2 separate regions of the Homo sapiens genome follow, and region 2 is linked to region 1. Evidence: chromatin loops called from intact Hi-C (ENCODE). Cell type or tissue: dorsolateral prefrontal cortex. All regions are shown on one strand. Each heading gives the region's core, and the rest is flanking DNA. Links, peaks and the distances in the headings are about the cores only.

Evidence for each region. Peaks named below come from ENCODE experiments on the same cell type or tissue, not always from the same donor. Only the 100,000 strongest peaks of a DNase experiment are listed, where the experiment ranks them.
Region 2: a loop joins it to region 1, with 2.2 times the contacts of the local background. A loop is called at or near these places in 7 of 110 quality-filtered maps.

Annotation. Positions count from the first base shown.
Region 1 is chr5:168,211,209-168,227,034 of GRCh38, forward strand. TENM2 (teneurin transmembrane protein 2) reads left to right here. Exons shown (of 31, transcript NM_001395460.1): 22 at 526-546; 23 at 3,832-4,064; 24 at 5,560-5,714; 25 at 6,917-7,791; 26 at 14,880-15,055. It overlaps LOC124901128 (a long non-coding RNA gene), which reads right to left. Exons shown (of 2, transcript XR_007059038.1): 2 at 15,402-15,826. Among named protein-coding and RNA genes, the nearest start is that of TENM2-AS1, 13 kb to the right of the region's middle. In dorsolateral prefrontal cortex, for the core only: CTCF peaks have their summits at 8,755 (motif pointing left) and 8,958; DNase peaks (open chromatin) are centred at 7,678 and 8,761; H3K4me3 peaks cover 744 bases; H3K27ac peaks cover 371 bases.
Region 2 is chr5:168,041,830-168,057,655 of GRCh38, forward strand. It overlaps TENM2 (teneurin transmembrane protein 2), which reads left to right. Exons shown (of 31, transcript NM_001395460.1): 8 at 5,598-5,720. Among named protein-coding and RNA genes, the nearest start is that of TENM2-AS3, 96 kb to the left of the region's middle. RefSeq lists an enhancer at 5,900-6,657. In dorsolateral prefrontal cortex, for the core only: a CTCF peak has its summit at 5,721 (motif pointing left); DNase peaks (open chromatin) are centred at 5,702 and 5,992.

The DNA.
Region 1 (15,826 bases), core at 4,731-12,730:
TCTCTCTCTTGGGTGGTACTCATTCTACCCTGAAATGCACCAATGGCAAATAGGTGGTACATGTGTCACCATCCTCCCTCCCACACTCAGAGGGGACATTGCAAGTGAGTCACAGTACTCTTTATACCTGATATTAAATTTGGTTTCAAAATCCTTCTACCACCACACTCCCAGTGGCCATTACTGGCCAACACATGTTGGCACCCAAGATATAACCTGTTTGCCATCCCTTCCTTAGTCAGGAGGCATATTTCACCTGTTGCCACCTCTGTCTTGTGACAGCCACATTGCTGATGAGAGAATTCAAGCTTTCTTGTCCAGATTGTCCAATGTCTGGGAGGAGTCCAAAATCAGGGGCACTTCTCAAGCTATTGAGCCAGGAGTTGTCAGTTACAGGGGAAAAAAGAAAAAGACTGCCTTTTTTGGGCCCCTTTATACAAGAAACAAAAATGTTATGTTTGCTTTATCATCAATTCTTCTGCTAACTGTTTGTTCTTTTTTCCTTTCTGTTTTCTTTCTATAAAGAAATAAAGAGTTTAAACATAGGTAAGATGAAGAACTCTTTCCCATATAATTTGATATGGTTCGTTTGCTTCCTTGTGTTTGCTTTTTTTGTTTTGTGCTTCTTGTGTAATGTTGTATATTTTTATGTACCAAATATAGTAACTTTTTTATGTGCTAATTGTGTGTTGTGGATATGATAAGCTTTAGCAATTATGAAATGCAGTCAAAAAGCAACCAAATAAGCTGACAGTAATTAGAATTTCCGGGAGATTCAAGTGCAAGATAATGAACCCTCAGCGAACTTCTATCCCGACTGCTCAGTGCGGTCCATAATTGGGCTAAACAGTTGAGGCAAACTCCTGGCTTTTGTAAATGCTGGACTGGGTTCACAAAAGCTTTAATGAACTGGAAACGGGTTAAAAACTCATTTTCAACTCATTAATGATTTTTTCCCCTGGATATATGGTCATCTTTAAAAAAAAAAAAAAGTTAATTGCCAATCTGCTGATCAGAATGAATCCAACAGTCAGATGCATTGAGAATTTTCATGGAGTAAAATCACTTTTGAATAGTTTGAAGGATGGAGACCAAGTATTCTTTGTCAAAACCGCCTTGGTCATTACATTGATCCAAGGTTATCATTTAAAACCACACTAGTACAATTCACAGATAAAGTGTAAAACACACATACACGTGCATTCACACATGAACCACACTGAAATGAAGATAGTGTGAGCTTTCTTAAGGAAAAATGACCTTATTTTTATTCAGAAGAAGAGAAAAAACAAAGCAATCTGTACCACTACTCAACGGAATGCTTCTGCTCACTTTTTGAAATGAAACATGGACAGCTCTCCTTCATGATATTAGGTCAAAATTAGACAAAAAGTAGAGTCAAATTGCACAAGATCATAACAGTCAGTGGAAAGGCCATGCATTGACAAAGTCCTCTGTCTTCTTCTCAGGCACCCCAAAATTGGCCTGTTATAGGCACCCCATTTGAGCCAAATTTTAAAAATGAGTAGAAATGCCCTGGAAGGACATTTTTCCAGGAAATTCACCAACCTCATGTGATCTTTGCCACAGCCACAGGTATGGAGGCATGGCTGTCCCTCTGACGTGAGTTTCTCTGCAAGCATCTTGGTGAAAACAGGTATGAGACCATGGAGAAGAATGGTCTCCCTAAGCAAGAACTGACCTCACACCCACCACTGCCTGCTCTTCTGCCAGAGCTTTTGAAAAGCCTCCTCAAATCAGGCTCCCTAGAAAGTCCAAAATTAATTATCTCTCTCATAGGTAGGCACAGATGTGCAATGCCTTGATCCTTCTGTTGATAATGCCAGCTACTGTTCATTCAGTAACAGAGTGCAGCATCTAATTAAAAAATGGCATGAATTTTTCCCTTTCTGCCCTAATTTGTTTTGCATATATGGATAGTCTCTAATGACTTAATAGCCAAAAAAGAAGAAGAAAAGAGGAAAGGAAAGGAATGAAACCAGGTAGTCTACGCTTTAGTTATCTGGGCTGGAATTTCAGAAAAACTTTGACTTCTAGTTCAGGGATGTGTCTTAATAGCAACCTGAAGAGAAACGGGAATGAAAGACCATCTCAACTCCACCCAGATTGTTCCTAAAAATAGCTTCCTAGTTCTTTTCTTTTTTTTCCTTAAATCAGAGAAGACCCCAAATGGTGGTGTTTTAATTAGTAATTTACTAGCTAATGTCAACAGGACAAATGCATCCAATGCTGTCATCTCTCTCACCTTCCCTCCACCTCTCCCAGCCCCTGTCTTCCCATCACCCCAAAGTAAAATTGAAAAATAATAGGAAAAGGCTGGTTGCATGGTTTATACCTATAATCCCAGCACTTAGGGAAGCCAAGGCAGGAGGATCTCTTGAGGCCAGGAGTTTGAGATCAGCCTGGGCAACATAGTGAGACCCCATCTCTACCAAAAAAAAAAAAAGGTTTTTAATTAGCCAGGCATGGTGGCATGCACCTGTAGTTTCAACTACTCAGGAGGCTGAGGCGGGAGGACCACTTCAGCCCAGGGATTTCAGGCTGCAGTGAGCTAGAATTGTGCCACTGCTCTCCAATGAGACCCTGTCTCTGAGAAAAATAAAATAAAATAGCAGGGGAAAATAAAGGGGGCCTGTGCTCATTTCAAAACCTAGTCTACCACACTGAGGCAGAAAGGCAATTACTGTTTGCATCCTAGAGGTGCTGATTGTAATAACCAGTATAGGAATAACATGAGCACCTATTCTGGTCCCAACCTCAAACCAGTGACAGGCACTACAAAGGGAAGAACTGCAGGGTTTTGAGCCAGAAGGAACATTAGCAATATCCAGTATGATTGATTTAATCCCTCCAGCCCCTGCAAAAAAGCTAAGACCTGACACAGTCAAATGACTTAACCAAGGTCACCACCAGCTGGGTCAGAATTGAGTTTAGAGTTTCCTGTGTTTTAGTCCTGAGCCACTTCTACAAGTCTTACTCTGTCCTAGTTAGCCTCACACAGGGCAGCCAGACACATGGCAGGGGAAGCAGCCCAGGTCTCAGAGGCTCACGCCTTCCTAATACACTTCACACACACACAAAGGTATTAATCCCCTAGTGTGGCTGGGAGCCCTGGCAGACCGTGGCTCACGCCTGTGACCTCACTGTTACCTAGATTTGAAAAGTGCATCTCCTGTCTCAGTAATTCAGATTCCAGACACAGTACCAGCAAGATACCCACATTTCTTTACACTAAATGCCAACTTTATCCATGTCCACACTGAAGAGCAGTAAAGAAGCAAGCTCTGAGCCTGGAGATTGGGGGCGGTTATGGGGTGCTTCCCATGATAAAATTAGGAAAACTCCAGGTCACCCTGGTATTAATGGCCTAGTACCCTGGAAGCATAGGTTAAAATGAGAACATTGTCACATGGAAGTGTTCCTCTATCCCACTTGAGAATACACTAAGCCCTCAAGGGGAAATTAAGGAGACTGCACACACATGGACTGTAGATGGTCTTGAATAACTATCCTGCTTACAAAAACAGGATCGGAGTGGGAGCTCTCGTACTGGCTAAATGAAGCAACAGTTGTTTAGCATGGTGGGAAATGAATTTTCTAATAGCATAAGAAGCATAAGTCCAATTAGAAGTAGCTAAGAACCATGATGTGTTAGAACACTGAGTTTGATGTTAGATTCTTTCCAGTTCACTAAAGTGGAAAGACACTAGAGAAGGTAAGCGTCTTGCTAGGATTTTTGTCATTCCTTTGATCTAGGAGGCCAGCTCCATAGCCCCCTCCTCATTTCTCTTTGTGCTTCTTCTACTAAAGCAACAACCCAGCACACAAGTACTACTTGGCAGTGGACCCCGTGTCCGGCTCGCTCTACGTGTCCGACACCAACAGCAGGAGAATCTACCGCGTCAAGTCTCTGAGTGGAACCAAAGACCTGGCTGGGAATTCGGAAGTTGTGGCAGGGACGGGAGAGCAGTGTCTACCCTTTGATGAAGCCCGCTGCGGGGATGGAGGGAAGGCCATAGATGCAACCCTGATGAGCCCGAGAGGTAAAGGACATCAAGGAAGAGTCTCCCGCCCCAGATAAAGCTTTGCCACCAGCTTGGCTTTCTTCTCATCAGAACTTAACTAAGTCCAGCAGTCCAAAACACAGCTTTCCCTGTAATCATTTAACTCAGATAGATTGCTTTGGTGTGTGGATGGGTGTTTAAAAAGAAAACCAGTCATGAGGTCAGGAGATGGAGACTATCCTGGCTAACATGGTGAAACCCCATCTCTACTAAAAATTACAAAAAATTAGCCGGGCGTGGCGGTGGGCGCCTGTAGTCCCAGCTACTCAGGAGGCTGAGGCAGGAGAATGGCGTGAACCCGGGAGGCGGAGCTTGCAGTGAGCCGAGATCGCGCCACTGCACTCCAGCCTGGGCAACAGAGCGAGACTCCGTCTCAAAAAAGAAAAAGAAAACCTTATTTATTTATTTGAAGAAAACTTTATCATGCACATAGGCTCCAAGTGGAAAGTGAAGGGGATTGCGCCTGGAGATTTCTGACTGCTGCCAGTCAGGAGAATCAGAGGAAATCCTGGCTCCATGGGCCACAGTGCCAGCTGTGTGGGCTGGAGACAGAACAAAGCCCAGCGAGGGGCCTCTGGCCACGCCCAGACTTCCGTGGTAGACAGCAAATGTGTATGAAGTCGAAAGTGCAGTGCCTCACATGTTGTAAATGCCCAATAAATGGTAGTAATTAAGAATGGGTATAATTTCCAGGGGTCCAGGATGGAGGAGTTCTGGGAACCCATGGGTCTCTATTTGAAAAGGACTAAAAATACTTAACATTAAGGAGCAGTCATCTGAGAGTCCAATTCCTGTTAGCATTTTTAGCTACTGTGAAAGCAGCAGGGCAGCATGGATTAAGGAGGCAAAGCCTTGTACTTGGGCACTGGGGCAAAGACACAAAATAAATAGAAGCCATATCTGTGCCTTTCCAGCCCTGCTGCAACAGGGGAATGCTAGGCCCCAGTGTCCCCCTGGGGCATTGAAGTGCTGATTGGAGTCAAGCTTAACTGGGAATACTTCCTGAAGCATACACCTTGAATTAGGAGTTTGTAACTACAAGAATCATCATTTCTCAGCATTACTGCTGCAATCGGTTGTGAAGTATATTCAAGTAACTTACTACTAATAATGTTTAGGGTAATGAACTTAGGAAATAACTTCTTTTCTAAGGAGAGCAGATGCAAAGTTATTTCCTGCTTCATTCATTTGCGGCCTTGGTTCATTTGCAGTCCAAGGAGCATGCTTTCGTCAGTTGCAGGGAAGAAGGTGGTGATATAGCCAGCACCCTAGGAACTATACAAATCCCAGCACAGTGCCCATGGGAAAGGATCTTGCGTTAGAAGGCTGAGAACCACTGCTCTGAGGGTACTAATCAATTCCAGTAAGGTCTCTGGTCTAAGCAGAGTGCTCAGCAAGGCATCTCATCTCCCACCTCCACCCCGCAATCCTACACCTTTCCAAGAGATAAATCCACACCGCTTGTCTTGCTCAGGTATTGCAGTAGACAAGAATGGGCTCATGTACTTTGTCGATGCCACCATGATCCGGAAGGTTGACCAGAATGGAATCATCTCCACCCTGCTGGGCTCCAATGACCTCACTGCCGTCCGGCCGCTGAGCTGTGATTCCAGCATGGATGTAGCCCAGGTGAGACTCTTTCTTATTTCTCTTCACTAAGCAACACCTGCCCCTTGGCCTGAGGTTCTTACCTGTTTCCTGTTTGGTTTGGAAGTGGAATGGGAGGGAGAGATACAGATACAGATCACGGGGTTGTTTGGAGAAAGCCTGAGATGAGCTAAACAGTAAGATGGAGTGGAAAATGTCAGATAGGTATGAGAGAGAGAGAGAGAGCAAGAGAGAGGGAAAACTGTTGAGAAAAGTGGAACTGGTGACACACTCCAGCCGTGGCAGATTACAGGGTAGAAGCTGCTCTGTAATTACCTCCCTTCTCCATCATTATTGCAGGTTTGAGAATGTACTGTACAGTGTTATATGTCAATCAGAACTTCCCCTTTAATCTGAAATGACTGCATCCTCACTATATAAACCTTTACTTTGTGCAGTAGTAACTAGAGCAGAGCCCTCTACAATATCACCCAAAGTGTGTGTTTAGTTTGGGCTGTTAGAGAGGCAGAGAACAGAGGCTCACTCAAATATACAGCATTTGTTCTCAGACAGCCTGGAATATACGTTCAGCCTTTCTATAACGGCCTTTTCAACCCTTGGCGAGCCTCATAAATTTCAGCTCAAGTTCCACAACAGACAACTTGCTACTGAGATTTTTATTTCAAATTCCATAGAGGAAGGATGCGTTCGGTTCCGTTTATTTTTTAAAGCAGACACTCAAGTTGTAGTTTGCTGGAGAGCCTGCACTTTGGCTCCCCTTGGATCAGAGCCATCTTCCAAGTCACATGGCTCCTTTTTGTGAATTAGATACAGGTGCCGCCTCTAAATGTACATAGCTTCCGTAGGCGTCTGCTTGGAGAGCAGAGTATGGGCTGGATGGCATGGTCTCTTGTGCAGTGAACTACCTGTGCAACCATATGTAACAGCTCTGATGCTGGTCCAGCCATCTGGAGCTGAGAAGCAGCATCATAGGTAGAGCTGATGGCCTGTTCTGGTCATGGCAGGTGACACGGTAGAAAATATATATTATATTATCTCTTCTTCTCCATCACACCCACTCATCATGGGCAATGAGCAGCTGGTTCAATGAAGAGCATTTCTAATACAATGTGTTATTAAAAAGCTGTCTTTTTTCCTAGATATATAAAACCAGTAAGTGCCGTACGGTTAAACGTTGGACATATTAAAGGCTGTTCTTTAATCTGATACCACGTCATCCACAGGTTCGTCTGGAGTGGCCAACAGACCTTGCTGTCAATCCCATGGATAACTCCTTGTATGTTCTAGAGAACAATGTCATCCTTCGAATCACCGAGAACCACCAAGTCAGCATCATTGCGGGACGCCCCATGCACTGCCAAGTTCCTGGCATTGACTACTCACTCAGCAAACTAGCCATTCACTCTGCCCTGGAGTCAGCCAGTGCCATTGCCATTTCTCACACTGGGGTCCTCTACATCACTGAGACAGATGAGAAGAAGATTAACCGTCTACGCCAGGTAACAACCAACGGGGAGATCTGCCTTTTAGCTGGGGCAGCCTCGGACTGCGACTGCAAAAACGATGTCAATTGCAACTGCTATTCAGGAGATGATGCCTACGCGACTGATGCCATCTTGAATTCCCCATCATCCTTAGCTGTAGCTCCAGATGGTACCATTTACATTGCAGACCTTGGAAATATTCGGATCAGGGCGGTCAGCAAGAACAAGCCTGTTCTTAATGCCTTCAACCAGTATGAGGCTGCATCCCCCGGAGAGCAGGAGTTATATGTTTTCAACGCTGATGGCATCCACCAATACACTGTGAGCCTGGTGACAGGGGAGTACTTGTACAATTTCACATATAGTACTGACAATGATGTCACTGAATTGATTGACAATAATGGGAATTCCCTGAAGATCCGTCGGGACAGCAGTGGCATGCCCCGTCACCTGCTCATGCCTGACAACCAGATCATCACCCTCACCGTGGGCACCAATGGAGGCCTCAAAGTCGTGTCCACACAGAACCTGGAGCTTGGTCTCATGACCTATGATGGCAACACTGGGCTCCTGGCCACCAAGAGCGATGAAACAGGATGGACGACTTTCTATGAGTAAGTGGGTTTGTAAAGCATCTCTGAAGAGCCCTTCCCTTGCCCTAGCTGGCATTAGGACTGGGTCGCTTGTGTAGCTTTTTAAATTGCTTTGTCACGTTGTCTTTCTAACTTTAATGATGTCTTATGGCCTCAAGACATTCATGTCCCCTCTCCCTGACTCTGAAATGATTTGCTCTAATGGATCTCTGATATTGAGCATCCTCCCTACTAGAGTTGGGAATTCCTGTTGCCTGCTTGCCGTTCAAATTTCAGGATATTGGACATGCACAGCACCTGGGAGGTAAAATGTTGATTAACTTTGCTGATTATTCAAGTTTGCCATGGGTGCGGAAATTAGAATCTAAAAGGCAAGATCCCAGTGGGGTTCCTGTAATTTGCCAATAGGTCCAGCAACACACTTGATTGCACAGACAGGTAGATAAACTCTGAATTTCCTCCTTAGCAGAAGCAGATCGATACAGATAAAGCATTAGGTATATTAAAAGATGCGAGAGCTGGTCATATTTCCCCTAACAATTATCTCATACTTAATAGTCCTGACGCTTGTTTTGCAAAAAGCTGTTTTTCCTAGCTCCTGCAGGCAGTTCTTGGTCAAAGTGTCTGCTGCTGTAGGTACTAATGGTGGGATGCTGGTTGGAGGAAGTTACTAGGCATGATTCTCCCAGTGGCTGGCTGAGACTGGAGCAGAATTTATAAATATCTGGCTCTCCTAGGTGATGAAGGAGTGTGTTAACCCCTGTGTACTTGGAGTCCTTGCTTGTGTTTTGTCTGGATGCTGCTGCTAGCTCAGAATGTAGTTAAGTTAGGGAGAGTTGGCACAGCAAAAAAAAAAAAAAAAAAAAAAAAAGCGGGGGACAAGAGGGAGAACAGAAAACCTCATTGTTGATCATTCCTAAACCCGGCAATGTTTACTTCCTGTTTGTATGCCAATGGTCTTGGGAGAATGTAAAAGGAAGCTGTTGCCACCTGCTGGATATTTAGTGCATTGCAGAAGAATTGCTTCCCCTGGTTCTGACTTTCTTCTTTGGGCAACTCTTTCTCAAGCACCTTAACGATGCTTGAGATTTCTGAAGCATCTTAATACCCTTCAGGACACTGTAGTTTTGATCAAACTTTACCAGCCAGTGATTCTGCCCTCGAGGGTACCATCCGAGTGCTGTCCTTGGCTCTCATACCGAATTAGGCTGAAGCTATACACTCACCCAAACACCTCCGAGATTTTCATCTTCCTTTCTGACAGTTTCAACCAAAGACCTAATGCATTTCAGAAACAATTTGTTGGCTCTCCTGAAAGAGGGGGAAAAAACATCCCTCTCAGGGAGGCCAGCCTGAACTGGGCCTGGTTTACAGACTGTCATAAAGAAGCTTGGGTTCAAGTGCATCCACAGATCTGAACTCTAAAAGGGAAAGTATTTTCCAGAAAGTGTCCCTAGTTTAATGAAAACATAGGCATGACTCGTAATTGTGTTTTAAAATGTTCAGAAGTTACATTGAAACTGAATTTTTTTATCTTAATTTGATAAGCTGCCCTTTTTTTCATAATGTAGATAAATCCAGTGATCACAAATTCTCCATTGTGGGGTTCAAATGTATAGGGTTTTCTTTTCTACCTGAAAAGATGGTGAGTTCTTTTTGTTTTATGGCACTTTTGGCACATGATCAGCCAATTGGAAGACACACAGCCAACTTAAAAATCAGACATAACTTCACCTCCTGTCAGGGCAGTGTGGTCAAGACCAACACTGCATAGCCTTAGCCAAAACTTTAGAGAAAGGGTGATGAAGAAAACCACACAGAGGCTGTGAGGCTACTAGAAAAGTCTGTCCTGGTCGGGAGTGATGCCTCATGCCTGTAATTTCTGCACTTTGGGAGGCTAAGGCAGGAGGATCACTGGAGGCCAGCAGTTTGAGACCAGCCTGGCCAACATGGAAAAACCTCATCTCTACTGAAAATACAAAAGTTAGCCAAGTATGGTGGTGCATACTTATAGTCTCAGCTACTTAGGAGGCAAAGGCATGAAAATCACTTGAACTCAGGAGGTGGAGGTTGCAGTGAGTTGAGATCACGCAGCTGTACTCCAGCCTGGGCGACAGAGCAACACTCTGTCTCAAAAAAAAAAAAGAAAAAGAAAGAAAGAAAATGATTTGTCCTTCAGTGAGAGCTTCCTTAGGGGGATTCCTCTCTTCCCACTCTGTTACAGGGGGCAGAGTACAAATCCCCCTATAGGTGAGAAGAGTGGCCATATCTTTTTTTTCTGCATAGAACATGAGGTACAGAAGCCATTTATCTGCCGTGTTGTCACAGTGACTGTCTAAATATGGATTTGATTATCCCCATTTTATTGATAAAGAAACTGAGGCTCAGAGAATCGAAGTGACTCCCCTAAGACCACACAGGGAGTTGGTAGTGAAGCAGGACTGGAATCCAGATCTCCAAGCCCAGCGTTCTTTGCATTGCACACTAGCGTTGTAAAGCAGGGCTATGAATGGAATTTGTAACTCCACCTTCAGACTCCACATGGGAACTGTCCCTGAATTTTTGGGAAGATGTAACTCAATAAGACCAGCCTATCAATGACTCTGGAAGCAGGAGAGAGAAAGGGGTAGGAAAAAATAACACTATCGAATCTTCCTGGACCCATTTTATGATCAGCCAGTTCCAGAAACTTCCAGGACATCCAACCGTGGAATTAAGATTTCCCCAGATGCAGGCCACTGGGTCTTGATAGAAGAAGTATCCTGATTTAGTTTCATCCCTGAGGGAACTCAGGTTTTCACAGTCTTCCCCAAAAGGCAGCATCTTATACCAGAAAGCTCCTAGGTCTTAGGACCAGGATGACAGGGGTGTGGAGTCCATCTCTGCCACATGCTTACTGATTGACGTTGGACACGTTATTTAACCTCTCTGAGCCTCAATGTCTCATCTGTTACATGGGGATAAAAATGCAAATTAACAACAGGAGCCCTGTGCTAATCCACTGAGATAATACATTTTTAGAAATTAGCAAAGCGCTTGGCATATAGAAGTTTAACTCAGAGTATAGGCTAATGGGATTTGAGAGGAATTATTAAGCACACCTCTGTCTCCTTCCTACCCCTCAGGTTTCACTCAACTAACTGTAGAGTGGATACAAGAGTCAGACAGATAGAGACTTATTTTGGAAAAGCAGAATTGAAGAATGCAGCTTGCACATTAGGTCTTTTTAATACCTCACTTTGCATTTCTCCTGCTCTCTTCCCACCTCCCAGTGCTGCCTGCTGGTCTCTCATCCCCTGCAGGAGCAGAGTCTGCCTTAGCAAACTTCGGGCTCAGAGGGGCAGAAAAACACATCACCCTTAAAAAGAGGCCCTCCAGAAGACAGAAATGATAAAGAGCCTCTTTAGTCATGTTCAACTCCTTCTCCCAATCCAGCAACTGGGGAAGGGGCAAATGTCAGATCAAAGGAAAAGATGGAAGTTGACTTCCCATGGTGTGGGGTTCAAGAGTGATTTTACAGAATAAGCTGCCATGCAATTCATGAAGGCTGGAATGGGCCCCTTTAAAAGTTGCCTCTCTCTCCTCTTTGTCCTGGGAAGTGAAGAGCTGGGCAGAAATAGAGCTGATACAGAATGCCTTTTGGAAACCCTATCATGCCTGCTAAGTTCCCAGACTAGGGAAGATGCATCTGTATTCCTGAAAAGAACAGTACTGTCCTTAAAATTACACTCTCTACTCCCTATACTCTCTCCTTCTCCACTCCCTCCCTTCTTTATTTTAGTCCTTAGCACCTATTACTCACCATCTGACATGCTGTCTATTTTCTATCTTGGTTTAGTTTTGCCCTCTTCAGCTAGCATGAGTGCAAGAATTTTGCTCCATTTTCTTCCCAGCCGTATCTCCAGTGCCTTGAACTGTGTTTGGCACATCACAGGTGCTTGATGAATATTTATTGACTACATAATTCAAAGGCAGCCTCCAGCCCCACTCCAGCCAAGGCTGGGCCAGTTCCATTGGGTTGGCATTGAGATCCCATTGCTGGAACTTACAGCGCTTCACTCCTACATGCAGTCATTTGCAAAAAGACCTACATCTGAAGACGTTCCTTGGGGGAAGTAAGTAGAGCTGGAGGCAGCCGAATCTTCTTAAAAGTTAAAGAAAATCTGTTTTTCTCCCTTTGGCCCATGAGATTCTAGTCCCTACCCTAAAGCTCTGCTCCCTAAAGTAGAAACTCCAATTCCTACTACTTCTCTCATAAGGAAACTCAGCAGCCTATGCATTGTAAGTGTCCCCAAACTACAGTGGATTGGAATTAAAATCCTTGCCCTGGTCCCAGAGAATGTACTTGTCAGCAGGAGGAGAAACTGTCTGTTACTGAGTACCGCACTAGACACCCCGTATCCAAATACTTAGAATTGCTTTGTTTTCTGATGTTTTAAATACCTTTTGTTTCTGTTTATTAAACATGAAAGTATTGATTACAAGTAATTTCTTTTTTTTTTTTTTTTGAGACGGAGTCTTGCTCTGTCGCCAGGCTGAAGTGCAGTGGCACAATCTCAGCTCACTGCAGCCTCCGCCTCCCAGGTTCAAGCGATTCTCCTGCTTCAGTCTCCCGAGCACTGGGACTACAGGCACACGGCACTGCGCCCAGCTAATTTTTGTATTTTTAGTAGAGACAGGGTTTCACCATGTTGGCCAAGATGGTCTCAGTCTCCTCACCTCATGATCCACCCGCCTCAGCCTCCCAAAGTGCTGGGATTGATTACGGGCACAAGCCACCATGCCCGGCTGATTACAAGTAATTTCTAAATTATGGGAAAATGCAAAGAAGAAAATGAAGATTCGTCAAAATTCCATACAGCAAAACCACCATTAACATTTAAATGTCTATATTTTCAGAGAATTTCTGCTCCATATAGATACTGATATTTTTTACCCCTCCCTGAAAAAAAAAGCTACTGTCAAGGGAGTATATTTTGTACCCCACACTTCCACTCAACACGTGTAGATTTGTGTATGCCAATAAATAGAAACCCATGTTGTCGATCCTGATGGCTTCATAGGTTTCTACTTTATGGATAGATCATCAGTTATTTAATGAATCTCCCATCAAGGAACATCTAGGTTGTTCTAATTTGTCACTATTGTAAATAGCACCTTTGTCCCCCTGCCTGAGAGGTGGCTTCTTTAGCAGGTAAGAAAGCACAGAGGAGCCCTATTGATTTAGCAGACCTAAGTCCCCATCCCTGATTACAACACCAGGGCTTTCCAGGGAGTGCATGGTCTGCGCCACCCCATGCCTGGGGCCCTGGGCGAGTGATAGCGGTGGATCCTGAGCTCACAGACATTCCTGCTCCAAGATCTCCCTCCTCTCTCCCCCAACACCTTTAGGCAGCGCGGTGTACAGCTTAATGTGATTGCACTCTCAGCTTTCAAACTTCTGCAGAGCTTCACTGCTTCTAGTTCTTCCCAGAAGCAAAGTTTCTCAGATCCCTGAAAGCCTGAGCCAGGTCTGCAATTCTTTATTCCAAAAACATTTCCTGAGTGCTCTCTGTCTTTGATGTTGTCATCCTAAGCCCTAAGCGACAACATCCAACAGGCCACAGCGGTCCTTTCCACCGCTCACAGGCCCTCCCCACAGGGATCCTTCTCTGAGGACCCCCCATCCCCACGCGCTGCACAAGCTCCAGTTCCCATCCCTCAGACCCTGCCAGCTTTTTCCCTCTCCCCAGTCCAAAGGGAGTAACCCGCAGGAGTTGAGCCACTTTCCCTTCTTTTTTACCCTCCAAGCAAAATGTCTTCATAGCTCCGCCTTCTTCCTCCCCTTCCTCCTCCAGTAACAAAACTCATCTGGGAGAGCTCAAAGGCCTGGAAACGAGCCTGCTTTCCTTTCCTGGGTGTGAGAAGGGCCCAGCTCTCAGAGTACAGTGGATCTTCCAAAGTGGGGAAAGGCTGTCCCAACTAGAACAAGGCTTCTTGCTAAAGGTGATGTGGGGAGAAAACTCCACGGTGTGAGAAAAGAGGAAAGACGACACATATACATAAAGAAGGAGGCCCCAGTGTCAGGCCATTTGCAGGCAGTAGGGCATGATCACTGGTGTCCCTAGACTTACTTGGGTGCTAAGGACAACTGCTGATGGTAAGGGAGTCATTGGGAAACTGTCTAAGAAGGCTGCTTGGGAAGTGGAGCCATGGCGGTTTAGTGGGGACCAAAGAACAGGTTCCATGCAGCCAGGCCTTCTATGCTGAGCCAATTTGTGCAGGTGGCATTTGGCACAGGCTGATTGTCCAGAGGCCTAGGAGATGACAAGTGAGACAAGGTTGGACTCCAGTAGAAGACTCAGGGCATGGATGGTCTCAAATGCGAGATTTTTATTTGATTTAGCAACCAATGGGAAAAGAGTGTGGTTTGTTCAGCAGGGAACTGACATGGTGAAACTGCTATTTGGGGAATATTGATTTGATGGCTTTGTAGAAGACCTAAATTAAAAAACAAGAGAGGGCCAAGTGCGTGGCTCACGCCTGTAATTCCAGCACTTTGGGAGGCCAAGGCAGGTGGATCACCTGAGGTCAGGAGTTCGAGACCAGATTGGCCAACATGGCAAAACCCCATCTCTACAAAAAATGCAAAAATTGGCCAGGCATCGTGGTGCATGCCTGTAATCCCAGCTGCTCGGGAGGCTGAGGCAGGAGAATTGCTTGAACCCAGGAGGTGGAGGTTGCAGTGAGCGGAGATTGTGCCACTGCACTCCAGCCTGGGACAGAGTGAGACTCCATCATCTCAAAAAAAAAAAAAAAAAAGAAAAGAAACAGAAAAGTAAGAGAAGCTCACAAGTGGCTGTTTTCTCTAACTAACTAGAGGAAGCCTGAGACCAGGTGAAATGTTTTCCAGGAGCTGAAGTCAGTTATATCAGCGGGTAGAAGAAAGCATCACAGCTGTTTCTCCGGGCATAATAGGGTTTTGACTGTGACGAGGGGCCTCAGTGAGATGCGCCACCCAGCCAACCCACCTTCCCAGCTCTTTCTCTGGCCCTGTGAGTCTTGGGAACACTGTCAGCCCCAATGACTGCTGCTAACCAGGGTTTATCTATCTATCTATCTCCCCCCAGCTATGACCACGAAGGCCGCCTGACCAACGTGACGCGCCCCACGGGGGTGGTAACCAGTCTGCACCGGGAAATGGAGAAATCTATTACCATTGACATTGAGAACTCCAACCGTGATGATGACGTCACTGTCATCACCAACCTCTCTTCAGTAGAGGCCTCCTACACAGTGGTACAAGGTGAGCCTCCACCCATACCATCCTACCCCCAAACTCACCCATAGACCCAGAACCCAGCCAAGCCCAACATGTGAGTTATGCAGCCTGGGAGGACTTCCAGAGACCCAGCGTACCCCTAGCTTTCTATTTTATTCAAGTGTCCACAGCAAACTATAAGAGGTCAATCTTGTAGAAAATGACTTAATCAGATAGAACAGAATGTCATCTACACCCAGCCAAATGTCTAGATATTTGAACTGTCTACATAGTTATCTGAAAATGTCCATTTCCACCCGCCCCCCACATACTCTCTCCCTACCTCTTACCCTTCCATCACCACCTCTCCCCACCAACCCAAAACACATAGTTATCTTCTCAAAGGCCATTTATTCTCCTGGCTCACCACTAGACTTCATATTTTCTTGTTCCATCCTGATTCTCTCTTTTAAGCATTTGTTTGATGAGTTGGTTGCCCTGGGACTGGAGCTCTTTAACATTCTCTCTCCAAGACTGGGATCTCAAAGGTCTCTGCCCACCCTGTGGTTATTGTTGCTACTAGACATGTTTTGCAGTCCAGGGCAAGCACTGGGGCTGGCAAGAAAATGAATTGTGCCGATTAATTTTTCTTTTAATTAAGATATAATGTCGGTGGGCTAGCCCGTTGTCAGAGGATAAAAGTGTCCTCTCAGTAGATAAATGGTGACATTTCTGGACTATTATCCCACAGCGGAGCCTGTTTCAATGACTCTATTTCTGCTCTGCCAAATGATTAATGATGTAGATTCTGTCCTT
Region 2 (15,826 bases), core at 2,632-10,631, 170 kb before region 1:
CTGGCACATGGTCAAAATGAACGTTAATTGTCACCATCACCATTGAGTAGACTTATTCACATGTGTTAATTTTCACTGCTGATTGCAAAGGGGCCTTTGCAGGTTGCCTATGCAAGTTCAGGGTAAGCAGTTGTGCATGTTAGCCCTGATTATTCCACTGTGGTTCTCTCCTCCCAGCAGTGGCACTTTTGGAATTGGTATATTTCCCCCAGGAGCCCCGACATTGTTGACTTAATTGGCTGGTGCAGAGGCACGGAGACCCAGCCCTAACCCTTTCTGTCATCCTACCTGGTCTCTGAATGAGCTCTGCCATCATCTCTAAGGCCCTTGTGTATCTGATGGCATGCTGAGCCCCAAGACCCAGCAGGCATGGCTCTCTCCTCCTGCTCCCTGAGCTCTGCTTGGCCTGCAGTCTTCCATTTTCAAAGGGAAAGCCCAATCTCCTCCTCGCGTTATGTATCGACAAGTCTGATCTTTAAAGACACCCCCTGCTCCTGGGGGCCTGCTCGGCAAACACAGAGCATCCGTGGCCTCCATGTTTGCCCTCTTTGACAAGCAGGGGCTGAGCAGCTCTCTGGGAAGTATTGCTGACATATTGATTGACTCTCTTGTCAGGTTGATCCTCTGCCAGCCAATGAACACAGAAGGTTCTAAGTGGCACCCAGCAGGGCCCACACATTCCCTAATTACTATTTCATACAACCCCCATTCCAAGCTGCCACTTTTCTGGCCCTATAATCTCCCTGTCCTGTGGTTGCTGGAGAATCCTCAGTTACTCGCAACGAACCCTGCTCCCTTTCTCGGGTGTCACTCCCTTGCAGTATTGCCTTTGGAACCCACCTGGCACAAAAACACAGCAACTTCAATAAGAAAATATCACACCCTCACTCCACGTAGGTCTGTTTATTATCCTTACTGAAATCGGGGATCTGTGTGTGGTCCCACCATCCTGTCTTGGTTCCCTTCAGAATGCCAAGAAAGTTTTCTCCAATTAGCCGGAGGGATACTCTCAGAGTTTGGCTGCCTATTGTGTTTTAAGTGGCTGGCTTCCCAGCTGCCACCTGGATTTCATGAGTTTCCGCTCAGAGCCCTTCCCCATCCCATCCTTAGTGACCCATGGAGCCCGAGGGTCTCTCTGAAGCGGAGCCTGTCAGATCATGATGAATTGTACATTTTGGCTGTCAGTGAGAGGGAGGAATGTTAGGGAGAGGGCCTCCCAAACTCATTTCACTTTTGACCCCCAGATGATTTGGACCAGGCCTTTTGGGATGAACTGCTAGAGCATTCAAGGTGGGGCGGGAGAGGGAACCACCCCAGTGCATCCAGGATCTCTTGAGGAGACCAGCATTTATTTGAAATCTTGAGATGAAGCAGCAATAACTCTGGCTACTCTGAGGTTTCTCAGCTTTCTTTTTTTTTTTTTAACTAATTAAATTTTTGGTAGAGATAGGGTCTTCCTATGTTACACAGGCTGGTCTTGAACACCTGGCCTCAGGCAATCCTCTTGCCTCAATCTCCCAAAGCACTGGGATTATAGGCGTGAGCCACCCCATCCAGCTCAGCTTTCTAAGTCTGGTTCTGAGAGTAAATTAAAATTGGAGGTATGATGATATCACATTTACAGTGCTGTTTTTTGTTGTTGTTCATAGAAGCAAATATAGTGGCCCAAAGTATGTGCTAATTCTCTCTGGCTGAGTTTCAGAAAGGACCTTAACCCAATAAAACCTAAAGGGATGCACAGAGATTTGCTGTATAAAAATGCCATTTCCTAGTTTCCTTATAGGTGAAAGTATCAGTCAAGCTAGCCTCAGACAGGCTGCTGTAACAAACAATCCCAAACTCTCAGTGGCTTATAACAGTAACAGTTCATGTCTTCATACATGCTGTATTCTATCACTGGTCAGCCATGGCTGTAGCCCACGTCATCTTCACTGAAGACCCAGAATGGCTATGTGATAAAGTATGTGCTGAATTCAACAGTATAAAGAAATCTAACCCCTCTCGGGAAGGGGTGTGGTCATTCACCAACCCCAATGAGATTATTATGAGTTTTGAAACAAAGAAGAGGTTTGCTGAGACTCCATTACCCATAGAATCTGTAACCAGATCACTATGAAATATGAAGCAGATAGCCACCTCCCACAGTAATTTCCTTCTGATTCTGAAATCCCTGTTCTCAAACTTCACAGTCAATAGTTTCCTCATCTGTGAAATGGGGTTGATAATAGTACCTACCTGTGAGTCTTAAGATAATGCCTTTAGAATGTCTACTATGGTACCTGGCTATAGAAAAGGTTCAATGATGGTGGGGCGCGGTGGCTCACGCCTGTAATCCCAGCACTTTGGGAGGCCGAGGTGGGTGGATCACGAGGTCAGGAGATCAAAACCATCCTGGCTAACACGGTGAAACCCCGTCTCTACTAAAAATACAAAAACAAAATTAGCCAAGCATGCGGGCGCCTGTAGTCCCAGATACTCGGGAGGGTGAGGCAAGAGAATGGCCTGAACCCAGGAGGCAGAGCTTGCAGTGAGCCTAGATAGCGCCACTGCACTAAAAGAAAAGGTTCAATGATTGGCAGCAGGTGTTGATATGCTGATGATTAAAATATCCTTCCCTTTGCAAACTAGTCCATATTGCTACCAGCACTGTTTTATCCCATCTTCTATGCCTCTGATTATGTGTTTTTTAATTTATAAGCATATAACATCCTACAATCCAACCCCCCAAATCTGCCCCCCGTGTATCATTATCTATTCTAATAAATATTGATGGAGTGCCATTTATATTCAAGACACTGTCAGATCTTTTGGGGGTTGCAGATGTGTAACCTCTCTGTGGCCCTTAAGGAGCCATTATTCTACCTGTACAGGGAAACCTTTATGAAAGGTAAAGGGAGAGATTGATTGAGAGACTGATTTCTCAGCCCAAGCCATAGAGCAAATCAGTAGCAGAATAAGAAATAGGGCTCTCATTAGTCAGGAAACTCATTTACTTCACAGCTCCCTGGGGTCTTTATCCTAAGGACACTTTAGTCCCTCCCCACCGGCCAGAGAGAGCATCTCGTTTTCTTACTCAAGTGAGAGAGAAAGAATGGCTGATTAAAAAAAAAAAAAAGTGCCAACAAAAACCTATTTCAGACGCTCCCAAAAAACAAGAGAAGGTGGTTATACCCCAGATATAATTCTCACTTATTTACTTAATGTTCAGTTCAACAACAGAAAATATGCCCAAACTTGAGTTTCATTTTTGTTGCATTGCTTCTTTTGGAAGGACAGGTCTCATGTTCAGCAGATTTGGCTTTTCCCCTTCTCCACCTCCATCTCACTTTCTTATTTTTCTTCTCACTCCTGGGAGTTGTCTGAGAAGTTACTGGTGTACTCTGACCCTAACCCTTTCCACCTCATCTGTAGTTTTCTTATTTTCAGGATACTTTTAAAAAATAAAAATAAAAAGATGCCATGGAACCCAAAACAAAGAAAAAGGTGGGAAGGGGAGGCAAGAGGGAAGGCATCCTTGGAAACAGAGGAAACACAGTTGCAGGGATGTCTCTTCCTGTTCAGTAACATTAGGGGATTGTTTGCTTCCTTTTCTCCCAAAGCTGATGGTTGCAATATGTTCTGCACCTTACAGTGGCAAGATTGAGTGCTATAAGAGCAGAGCAGTTTTGACAAGAGTTTGAGATGGGATGTTGGGGAGGTTGTCATCTTTGCCTGATGGGACCCACCACTCCTTCCATAGACGTGAAATCAAAGCTTTGTTAGGCCTGGGTTCCAGCGGCACCTGCAGTACCTGCCAGTGTCTGTCTTAAGACCCTCCTTGAAAGAACCGCACCTCCAGTGCAGCTGCAGCTGGCCCAAGGCGAGCTTCAATAACCCAATAGTATCATTTTTTTAAAAAATTATTTTAAAATAGCTAATTCCTTGGCTCCCTTCACCTGGTAATTACAAATCAGAAGCTATCGTTATCTTGAAGCCACCATGATTAGTTCTCATTTCCTGACCTCTGTATAGTGAAAATATGTCATTATTTGAGGCAATGGAATCTGGTCTCTTCAAGTGAGTGACCTACATATAACGGACAAACTGCAGGAGAAAATTAGGTGTTACCTTGATGGAAAGTGTACAGTAAATGTCACTTACTCTTATTACTATTTATCATCTCAAGAAGTTGTAACAGTGGGCCTTTCACTTTAGAGGAAAGAAAACATGGTTCTAAGATGGAGAAGAGTGTAAGTGAAAAGCAGACACACCCACACACACACGGACACCTTGCCACCTTCATCTGTGGCCATCAATCTGAGCTGTATTGTTTGAAGATAGGTTTTTAACCTTAATAGAATGCAGTCTGACTTTACGTGGTGGTAGGCATGCAGAATTAATTGCTGTGTGAACAATTTCCTAAGCATTGTTAATTGTGTTCCCTGCAGATAATTGTTTCTCCCATCCCCACATCAGACTCCAAACGTCTCCCTGTCAACAGCCCTTTCTCTCCTGCGGTGGTAGGAATGTAGCAACAGTGTCAACCTGTGTCCAGTGGAAATGCCAGACATCGTTTGGATGAGAGACATGCAGGGGAATAAATTCCTTACTTATTCTCAAAGGAAGCATCTCTTAGATAAGGGCTTTGAAAGAATACAGGTGTTTAGGGTTTGCTTTTCATTCCACTCAGTAGAAAAAACTCACCAAGAACCATCAGGGATAGGGTTGTGTTAAGTTTGCTAAACTCATGGTGGGGAGTTGACACAGGCAGGATGACAAGGAAGACCAGAAGTTTGTTTGGAGGCCTGGGGTGCCCATGGGAGTCAAGACTTCTTCAGACGTGCTCAGTTCCTTAGCAAAGAACAGGCAGTATTTCAGAACTCTGTTTCATTCCATACTCTGCTAAAGTGAGAGCGACAGAGACAGAAAGAATAGTAATGTTTTCAGAAAAGGACCCCATTCCACCATCAACCCCCCAAGCTTTTTCTACAATGTGCTGAAAGGTATCCACTCATCATGAAGAGGAGTGGAAAGGAAAAATATTCTAAAAGTTTGAAATAGTTAGGGAGGTGGGCCAGTACCACTATAGATGCTGCTGGCTGCACTGATAGTTCAGAGCAGGTACCAGCAAACAGGTACCAGCAAACAGGTACTATTCGGGTAGCCTCCTTTGAAGCTGATTTACTTGTGAGTGTATAGTTTGGGGAAACAATCCTTGTCAATGCCCCTAGACTAACAGTCTAAAAGCAACTGTGTCCAGAGTGTAGAAAAGGATGGATGTGGTAGAGCAGCACTCTTTACAGTGATTCGAAAGGGCCATTTTCCCCTCCATGGTGGCACCGTTTGGAAGATCTGGGCTGTGTTTTCTCCTCCCTCCTCCGCTCACTGTAAGGGATCCTCTCCCCCTGAGACTGTGAGCAGCAGCGCCAGAAGGGGAGACCTAACCACCCAGGTCTCTGCTTTCTGTATTTAGCTAATCCCTGTGGCCTGGGGCAAGCCATTTTTGACGCAGCTTCCTCAAAAGGCAATCGCTTGGAAAAGGGCACCTGGCCCTCCCCCTTGACATTTGCATTGCTGAATTATCTATTCATATTTTCATTACTTTGTCTCTCCTGCAGCAATGCATCTGCTCGGACTCAATTGGCAACTCCAGCCTGCAGATGGGCACACCTTTAACAATGGGATAAGGACCGGCTTACCAGGAAACGATGATGTGGCAACAATGCCATCTGGAGGCAAAGGTGAGGTTACAGCTGCTGCTTGCCCTCTTGAGGTCACAGGAAAATTCTGAGCTCTCGCCAGCTGGTTCAGGTTTTCTAATCCAAATCTTGGAAGGTATGCCAAAAGAAAAAGAAACGGGGGGAAAAATCATTGCCTTTCATAGGTGCCCCCATTAAAAGCTGTTTGCTGTTCCTGTCTGTTAGCTGTGTTTGGCTGGATCACTCAGAGCTGGCACAGTGCCTGCTCAGAGCAATGTGCATACCTATGCTATCTGCAGCAACTGGCATGGTCCAGAGCTACTTGAAAGCATCCCAGGGCCTGTGCAGAAACAGCAGCCACAGCAGCAGCTGGAGTGGCAGCAGCAGCAGCAGCAGCAGCAGGAGAAAGTCCTGCCTAATCAGAAGGCAGAGAGCAGCAGGCAGCACATGCCATCAGACTGGGTCCCTCTCCCAGGAGACATGCAGCCTCCCTGGGGAGGAAGCTGCCTGGCTTGGCATGAAAGAGAAAGGCTCAGAGCTGCTGTGCTTTGGGGGAGAATAGAAAGGAGTTTTGACAACTCGGCAACAAAGCTTCTCTTCTCAGAACAGTGAAGGGGACAATAGAAATGTTTATTGAAGCAATCAGGCAACTGTATCCTTGAAGGGAAAAAAAAAGGTGCTAACAAGGTGCTAAGAAGGAGGAGAGAAAACAGAACCATAGGGTGGGGGTGGGGGAGACTGGAGCAATTAAGACAGAGCAGCCAATGGAATGGTTAGCCAGGCTGGCACGCAGTGAGATATGCTTAATTCGGGATGGAAATCGCAAGGGAGAGATTGTATTAAAGGATTTCTCCAACATGCAAATTTCCATTCTGCCTTTTAGCATCTATAGCCACTTCACCCCCACATTTCGGAAACACCCTACAGGGATATTTCAAAGAAGGGAAAGGAAGCAGCATTTATTAGGCACCTATTGCATGCCAGGCTTAGCATTGTATAACTTTAACAACTTTAAAGGAAGGAAAAATCTCTCTGAGAAACTCAGGACCAGAAGGTATAGAAACTTACTCAAATAGGTACAAATTTGGACTCAGAGTTGTGCCCTGTGCATCTTTGGGCAGGAGGTTGGAGCTTTCCTTCAAGCAGTCATTTTCCACAAAGAAGATTCCAGAATTCATCTGCCCCCAGAGGTGCACATTAGTCATCCTGAGATGCTAATGCTGCTTCAATTATCCTCCCCAGAGCTGTCCTAATGCTTTGAGGATGACTTTTTTGTCTTTTTATCCAGTCTTTAAGAATCGCTGTACTCATCTGTCATAATCATAACACTAAATTACCTTTAAGTAAGCATGAAAAAGTTTTATCTGAGGATGAAATTATATGCTTTCCATAATCGGGTAAGTTAAACTAGACCTAAAACTGAAAAGTATATTTTGCCTTAACTGACCATGTTCTGCCTTAACTGACCAAAAAGCCCAGAGCCAAATGTATTGACCTCAGATTTGAAACCTGGTCACCTCCAGTACTTGACACTGTCTGCTCCTTCAGTTTTATCTAGGGCAATGGTTCTTAGTCATAGCATTTTTGCACCCCTAGAGGACATTTGGCAATGTCTAAAGACTATTTTGATTGTCACAGTTGGAAGGGGCATGGCAGGCATCTAGTGGATAGGGGTCAGAGATGCTGTTAAACAACCTATAATACACAGGACAGCCCCCTGTGATGAAGAATTATCTCCTTTCAAGATGACAATAGTGCTGCCCTTGGAAACTCCACTTTATGGGGTCTCCGTCACGTTTTATCCATAAATGTCCTTTAATCTACAAGTCAGCACCTCATCCCTTCAGAAGAATGCATAACACACATGTGAAATGAATATGCATATTCTATCATTGGGCACAGAGAAATTGTTTATATGTGTATACATTCTGAAATTATATGCCAATGCTTTTCGAGTAGTGTCCTTCATAAATGGGAATTAGTGATCTCTACTGGCCTCCGTAAATTAAGGTCAAGATCAAGCACTCCTCCCATTTGTGATAAGCCTCTATTTCTACCTCTGCTCCCCACCAGCTTTTGCATCCCACACCCATAGAACAAATCTTAAGAGTACAAGAGTATGCGTCTCTAAATTAACAAATGAAGAAACACTTTCCATTGTGTCTTTGGAAAGACCAGAATTTTTCCCCTCCTGTGCAACATGCTTTTGAAAATGTTGTTGTAGAAGTCATATAACATTACTAGTTCAGATATTTTCCAAATAAGTTATGTGACAGACAAAATGTTATTTTGTTTTTTTGTTTTGTTTTGTTTGAGACAGAGTCTCACTCTGTCACCTAGGCTGGAGTGCAGTGATGCAATCTCGGCTCACTGCAACCTCCACCTCCCCGGTTCAAGCAATTCTCCTGCCTCAGCCTCCAGAGTGGCTGGGACTACAGGCATGTGCCACCACGCCTGGCTAATTTTTTGTATTTTAGTGGAGACGGAGTTTCACCATGTTGCCCAGGCTGGTTGCAAACTCCTGAGCTCAGGCAATCCTCCCATCTCGGCCCCCCAAAGTGCTGGGATTACAGGCATGAGCCACTGTGCCCAGCAGAGACAGACAAAATGTTTGCCAAATCATTGTCCAGTGAATTTTGTCAATAGAATACTCAAGAAAAAAGTGTGAGAATTTAAAATTGCTTAGAGATGAAATAAAATTTGAAACTTAAAAAGAGATCAGATCTCTTCTTAAGTGGTTTTAAGGTTTGGCTTATAAAATGACTAAAATGTTTTCAGTTCTCTCACCCATGCCTATTTCTTTTATCAAAAGTGACCTTGGGTTTGAATTTGTATACCCAGTGACCTCCGCGCTCCCCATTCCCCAATTCTATACATTTAGATAACCTGAATCAATTCCAATCGACTTCTTTTCCAGTGTTTCAAAGAGACAATCAAGATATATTGGCAATAAGTTAATTAAATAACACCGCCTCCTTTTTTTGGTGTAGGATATTCCTTCACTCCAATGTTTTAACCAAGATACACCACACATTGCCAAGGAGGATAATCTCATTAAGCAATTACTGGATAAGTATCCAGCAGAAGCAAATTAAATGTAAGCAAAACACAGGCATGTGAGTCCCATCTAAGATGGCACATCGATAGAGATTTCATTACCTGGTCTTTAGGAGTATTTACATTCCTCAGGTTTGGGAACAAGTCTAATAGACAGGGCAGCCTACACACTCTGATATGTTGGTGGAAACAAAGCACTTGATTAATTAGTTGGGAGAGTACATTCTTTGGTCTTTGCCTTTCCGTTTTCCATTTGTTGTTGTTCGAGTCTTATTTTTCTTTCTTCCACTCTCCTTCAATTAAACCTTAACATGAATTGTTGCTGGCTTTCACATCAAGAAGAGGGAACACACAGTCTGCCAGAATCACTCACCATCTTGTGTGTATTTCTATGTTAAAAGGAATGAACTCATACATCTTCATTACAAGGGCATGGAGAACTTTCTCTGTAGATCTGGGATTAGATAAGCCTTGAGAAAGACGATTCAATACAGTATTCTGACCTGGTCAGATAACATAAGGGAATTCAGTTTGATTGGCCAGGCCCAGGGAAAGCATACAAGAGATTTTAAAGGGCGCATCATACGTACCCAATTTGTGCACAGATTTTAAGAAAGAATAAACTATCAAGTATAGAATTGCATGGATCATTCTCAAAACCTATCACTCATTTTAGATTCAAGTTGTCCTCTATATCAGGGGTCAGCAAACTACATCTCATGGACCAAATCTGGCCAGCTGCCTGTTTTTATAAATCAAGTTTTAATGGAACACCACCATGACTATTACCTGTTGTCTATGGCTACTTTCAGAATAAAATGGTGGAATTGAGTGGGTGCAACAGAGACTATATGGCCCAAAAAGCCTAAAATATTCACCATCTGACCCTTTAAAAAAAATAAAAAGTTTGATGGCCACTCTGTATCATTGCCAATCCCATTTCCACTTTTCTAGAACTTTTCCTATAACTATCCAAGTTATAGGAGTCCAGAAGAGGAAGATCAAACTCCCAATACATCACTTCTTCCTACTTGACCAAGCCCTAGTTATAATATATTCTTGGTAACTTTGCATTGGAAGATGCACTATAATATAGGATTTTGGAGTTGGTCTGGTGGATACAAACACCAGCTCCATCACTTAGCAACTGTATGACTGTAAGTGGGTCATTTGTTCTCTCCCAACCTCCAGTTCCTCATCTGTGAAATGCAACTCCCTCATAAGCTTGCTGTCCATCATAAATGAGATGACCCTTGTAAAACATTGCATGTGGCATCAGGCATGTAATAAATGATCCACGAGTCTTAGTTGTTGAAACTGATGTCATCTTTACATCTCTCAGCTGGTCCATTTAACAAGTTTCCATGGCCTGTCACATCTTTTGAGAGGCTATATTTTCCAAAGGTGAAGACCAACCAGGTGCAGTGGCTCACGCCTGTAATCCCAACACTTTGGGATGCGAAAGTGAGAGGATCACTTAAGGCCAGGAGGTCGAGACCAGCCTGGGCAACAAAGTGAGACCTCATCCCTATTTTTAAAAATATAAAAATAGGCCAGGTGCAGTGGCTCATGCCTGTAATCCCAGCACTTTGGGAAGCCGATCACGAGCTCAGGAGATCAAGACCATCCTGGCTAACATGGTGAGACCCCGTCTCTACTAAAAATACAAAAAAAAAGTTAGCCAGGCGGGGTGGTGGGTGCCTGTAGTCCCAGCTACTCGGGAGGCTGAGGCAGGAGAATGGCGTGAACCCAGGAGGCGGAGCTTGCAGTGAGCTGAGATCATGCCACTGCACTCCAGCCTGGGCAACAGAGCGAGACTCTGTGTCCATATATACACACACCCACACACACACACATATATATGTGTATGTATGTGTATATATATATATACACACACACATATACACACATATATATGTATATATATAAAATAAAACAAAGGTGAAGACGGCCTTCAGAATATGAAGATAGACAATACCACTTCACCTTTTTCCTTTACCTTCTAAGAATTAACCAAACCCCAGATGAGGATTTCTTCCCAACATTGGCTTGATGAGGTCAGTAGGAAGCAGGTCTTCCTATTCCAAAGGGCCAATGTGTACACCAAGTTGGCCCCTCCACACTGCATTATTTGTCTCACTGGAGCTTGAGTTCCATCATTGCCAGCCTGTCTGTTTTAAGCCCTACCATTCTCGGTTTATAACTCAGCTGTAAACATTTATTTGTGCCTGGAGCACATTTCCTTCCTACCCTTTGAAAAAAAAAATTAGAATTTCCAGATGGTATGCAAGTTGGAAAAAAATGGCAAAGACTGTTATTCTGTTTAGAAACATGTTTTTCTACACTTGCCCTTTCAGCAGAAACTTCATAATGATTTTTACTAGTTGGCTTAATGCGTGGTACTAGGAGCCAGATTAGCAGGGAGGTTCGTAAATTCTTCCGCTGGCTCTCATCAGCCTCTCAATGAACACAGCCCAGGGTTTTAAAATGATCACTTCCCTATATGGGGCTTTTCCAAAGTCGGTGAAGTTCCCAGAAGGGCAAAGGGTCATTATGTTTGAGCCAAACACCCCTTTACTGCACGTCTACTGGCAAATATACCAACATCCTAACTACCAACCCAACAACTCCCCTCATTTAGGAGGCCATGCTGTTCTACATTGTTGCAGATGGGTACTACTTACATGCACTTATACTGGTGGACTTTTGCTTTTGATTGCCACCCATAGCCCCATTCTAAATTGCATAGTTTCTGTTGTACATAGCATCATGGTGGCTTGACATGGGCATTAATAATGAGATCCAATTTCCCTTTCTGTGCATTTGCCCATATCCTCACTGGCCACACTTCTCTTTCAGAATTGACTTGTACACCCAGATATCTGGTCTATGATCTCTAAATATGTACCTGTGGTATACCTCTGATATGTTGGCCCTTCATACCCACGGGTATCCACAGATTCAACCAACCTCAGATTGAAAATATTTGGAATAATAATAATACACAAAATGCAAATAAAAATGATAGTATAACAACTATTTACATAGCATCTACATTGTATTAGGTATTATAAGTAATCTAGAGATAATGTGAATTATAGAGGAGGACATACATGGGTTATGTGAAAATACTACACCATTTTATATAAAGAGCTTGAGCATTTACAGATTTTGGTATCCACAGGGGTCCTGGAATCCATACCCTGTGGATACCAAGGGATGACTGTGGGCCTGAATGCAGTCAGCATAGGGGTTAGCCACATGGGTTTTAGTGTCTGTCAGACGTGGGTTTTGATCATAGATCTACCAGTAAAAAGCTGGGTGACCCTAAGCAAGTCACTTATCTTCCATGAACCTCAGTTCTCTCATCTGAAAAACAGGAAAAATTGTAAGAGTATCAGGAGATTACATGGTGATTAGCAGCCACTCAATAAATTTTAGCTACTATCAATAATAGTAAACTAAACTAAATATTAATGCAGGAGCAAGTTCATCTGAAGAGTCATAGGTATAAATACTTGTTAACGTTCCTAGCGGCAAAGAGTTGACTATTTTTATCTAAAGCAACAAATTGAAATTTCAAAAGATGTAAAAGCCACATGTAGTCCCAAGAGCTGAAACATTTTCTAAAAGTCATTATTGTGTGATGTTGTGAACACCATCACAGAAGCAGTGACTTTCAGGATGTAATTGCATTCCTAAAGTATAGCCAGCCAGCAGCAGGGTGAAGGCTGATGGGTTGCTGATGTCTCAGCTGAGCTGTATTCTTGGGCAGTCAATCTAAGGTCCTTGGAAGAATCTTTTCACTTATCTGTTGGTTAAACAGAACCCTCAGATGGTTGTCCTGATTCCCAAATAAATGGAAACGAGGTGTAATGACTGTAGCAATATTCTGAATTCAATTTTATTTGCAATAGATAAAAATATGTGAGGCAGAATAATCTGCAAGGCAGATTTATGCTGAGGTGCCTCCAGAGTTCGGTTAAGTTAGGAAGTATTAATATGAGGCTTCATTTCCCTGGTATGACTATGAGTCCATTCCCTTTATCACTTGTTTGGGGAATAGTTTCACTGTTTCTGTAAATGAATTATGGCAACATTTTCTGAAATGATTAGCTCCTAATGTAGCTATGGAAGGCTGTCATTTTGCTCAACATCAGTCGTGTTTAACTGGTTGAAATTTTAGGTACATATTTCAGAAATAGGTAATAGTTTCACATTTACATGAGCAATCTTCCGTGGAGTTATAGAGTTGGACTATCCTGTAAAATTGATCATTAGAATGTTGCCTCTAAAAACCCAGAAATCTCATCTCTAAGCTAAAGATGAACTAGCCAGAACAATTGTATCTTAAGCACGTGCTTCTTAGGGCAAAATGATCATCATGACACTTTTCATTGTGCAGCTCTTGGATAGACTGAAAGGTTTGCCATGGAAGCCCCAACTCTGGGAGACATGAACTGGACTGGTTCCTGCATGCCAGGGTGCCAGGCCTAGTCATTGCCTAGAACCCAAGGATACCAGTGAGATCCTCACAGAATGATTACAGGATGCTGTTTAATGCCTCTTCTCTTGATGCCCCTAATTCAATCTCAAAGTGAATTCATAGGACGCTGGACAACAGGCTGCCTAGATAAGAGATAATGGGAATACAACATACACCCCAACTCTGATGTTGACCAAAGAATACCTACTGTTATAGTCAATGCTTGATAAATATTTATTGCATGGAAGTATGAATGAATGGCCCACCCAACATTGCTTAGGACATTTCTTAATCATTGTTAAATAAATAAAATCTGGCTGCTTTTCAATAACGCAGACTGCACAGAGTTGCCCATGTGAGAAGCAGCTAGACCACACACCAACACCAGCAATTTGCAGAGAATGAACTGGTGATGCAGTTTTCTCTGACCATCGTATCTTAATACATGTGACCTGTTGTCTGCCCCTCCCAGTCTGCAGATGTACTGGTCACTCACTGTATATTGATTTCAGCTGCTCTGGAAAATGACTGCCAGTTTTATTAAGGGCTACTCCACCCATTGGCCCTCTTTCATTAATAGTGCCTACAGCAGGCAGCCTGTATTTTTTATTAGGCCATCACAAATTCACCCCCCGCAACTGAAAAAAAGTACTTACAGCTGATTTTAGGTAGCATCACAACAGACAGGACAGAAGGACGTAGAGCACCTACAATTTAGGTACAACATGCAGAAGCACCCCAAAATACAGATGAGTAGACAGACTCAGAGAGGGCTTTTGATTAGCCCAAAGGCACACAGCTGGTAGCTATCAGAGCTGGGATTCAAACCCAGGCTGACTAGCTCCACTGGGCAACATTGCCTCCTTAAGGTCTCAGAACTTCTCAATAGGATATTCAGCTAGACCTTAAAATGTCTAGCTAGGCATTAGACATTTTAAGATAAAGATAAAAATCTTAACTACTTTGTTTCCTTGCTGTCTGCCTCTCAGTGATGTCTTGTGAGGGACTCACCATATTGGTGGTCCTGGAACAGCTGGCATGGCTCAGGGAAGCCCAGCTTCAAGTCCTTCTTCATGGAACTCAGCCTGGCTTTGATGCTGTTCTTTTTGACCTTAGAGAACAACAGAGATCTGTCCTCCTGGACATCGGCCCAGAAATTTGACCTCCAGGAATAGAGTCACTGAGATGGTTCCCCATGCTGGCTGCAGCAATTTACAGAAAAACACCTTTTCTTTTTATCTCTTTGGAGGCAGTATTTGTACATTTTTCTCTTTTTCATTGTTTTTAAAATTACAAAAGTTATACACACTCATTTTCAAGATTTTTAAAAAGTATATAAAAAACTTTTCTTTTGCTATCATGAATATTTCTCTAACAATTGACAAATTTGAATAAGGCCTATAGATTACAGTCATGCATGGCAAAACAGTGTTTCAGCCAATGATTGGCCAGATATTCAGTACTGGTCTCATAAGATTATAATGGAGCTGAAAAATTCCTATCACCTAGTGACATCTTAGCTGTCCAAATGTTATAGTATAGTTACTTTTTTTATTAAGTTAGTGTAGCCTAAGTCTACAGTATTTACAAGGTCAAAAGTAGCATACAGTAATGTCCTAGCCCTTCACTTTCACTCACCACTCACTCACTGACTTAAACAAAGCAACTTCCAGTCCTGCAAATTCCATTCATGGTACGTGTCCTATACAGGTGTACCATTCATTTTTTATCTCTTATACCATATTTTTTTACTGTGTCTTTTCTATGTTTAGATACACAAGTACCACTGAGTTACAGTTGCCTACAGTATTCAATATAGTAACATGCTGTACATGTTTGTAACCTAGGAGCAATAGGGTATACCATATAGCCTAGGTATGTAGTAAGCTACACCATCTAGATTTGTGTGAGTATACTCACACCACTATGAAATTGCCTAAGAGTACATTTCTCAGAATGTATCCCTGTTGTTAAGTGACTCATGACTGTATATATATAGAGAGAAAGAATGTGTGTAAAAAAATCTATATATGTACATATATATGAGTAAAAAGTGAAAACCCCTCTTTCCAAAAGTGTAATTCAGTTACACACCTGAAGAACTTAATTTGAAAGCAAACACTAGCTTGTTTAACAATATGGATATCTTCTGTTAAATAAATCGAGCTTGTGAAAGTGAAGTCACCTGTTAACAAGCCTAAAAGCTTTCTAATAACTCCTCCTCCCTCCTGCTGACCCCCTACCCCTGTCGCCTCGCCCAACACACACACACACACACACACTCACTCACACTCACACTTCTTCATAGCATATACCCAGCAATGATCCTCCTGACCCACTCTGAGACCACAATAGGCTAATAAGGAATGCCATTTAAGATATCTTTGGGTCTGAGACACTCTAATATAGATATGGACATTGAGACTTTGAGAAATACACCTGCCTAAAACTAGCTAGCTGCTTAGTAACAAGGATGGAAATTCAACATAATCATTCATTTACACCTGTTCCTTCCACAAACATTTCGAAGTCATTAAGTCATGACTAGGACTCTTGACTTTTGGTTCTTAATCTAAGGATTTTCTCACCATATCACACCTCTCCC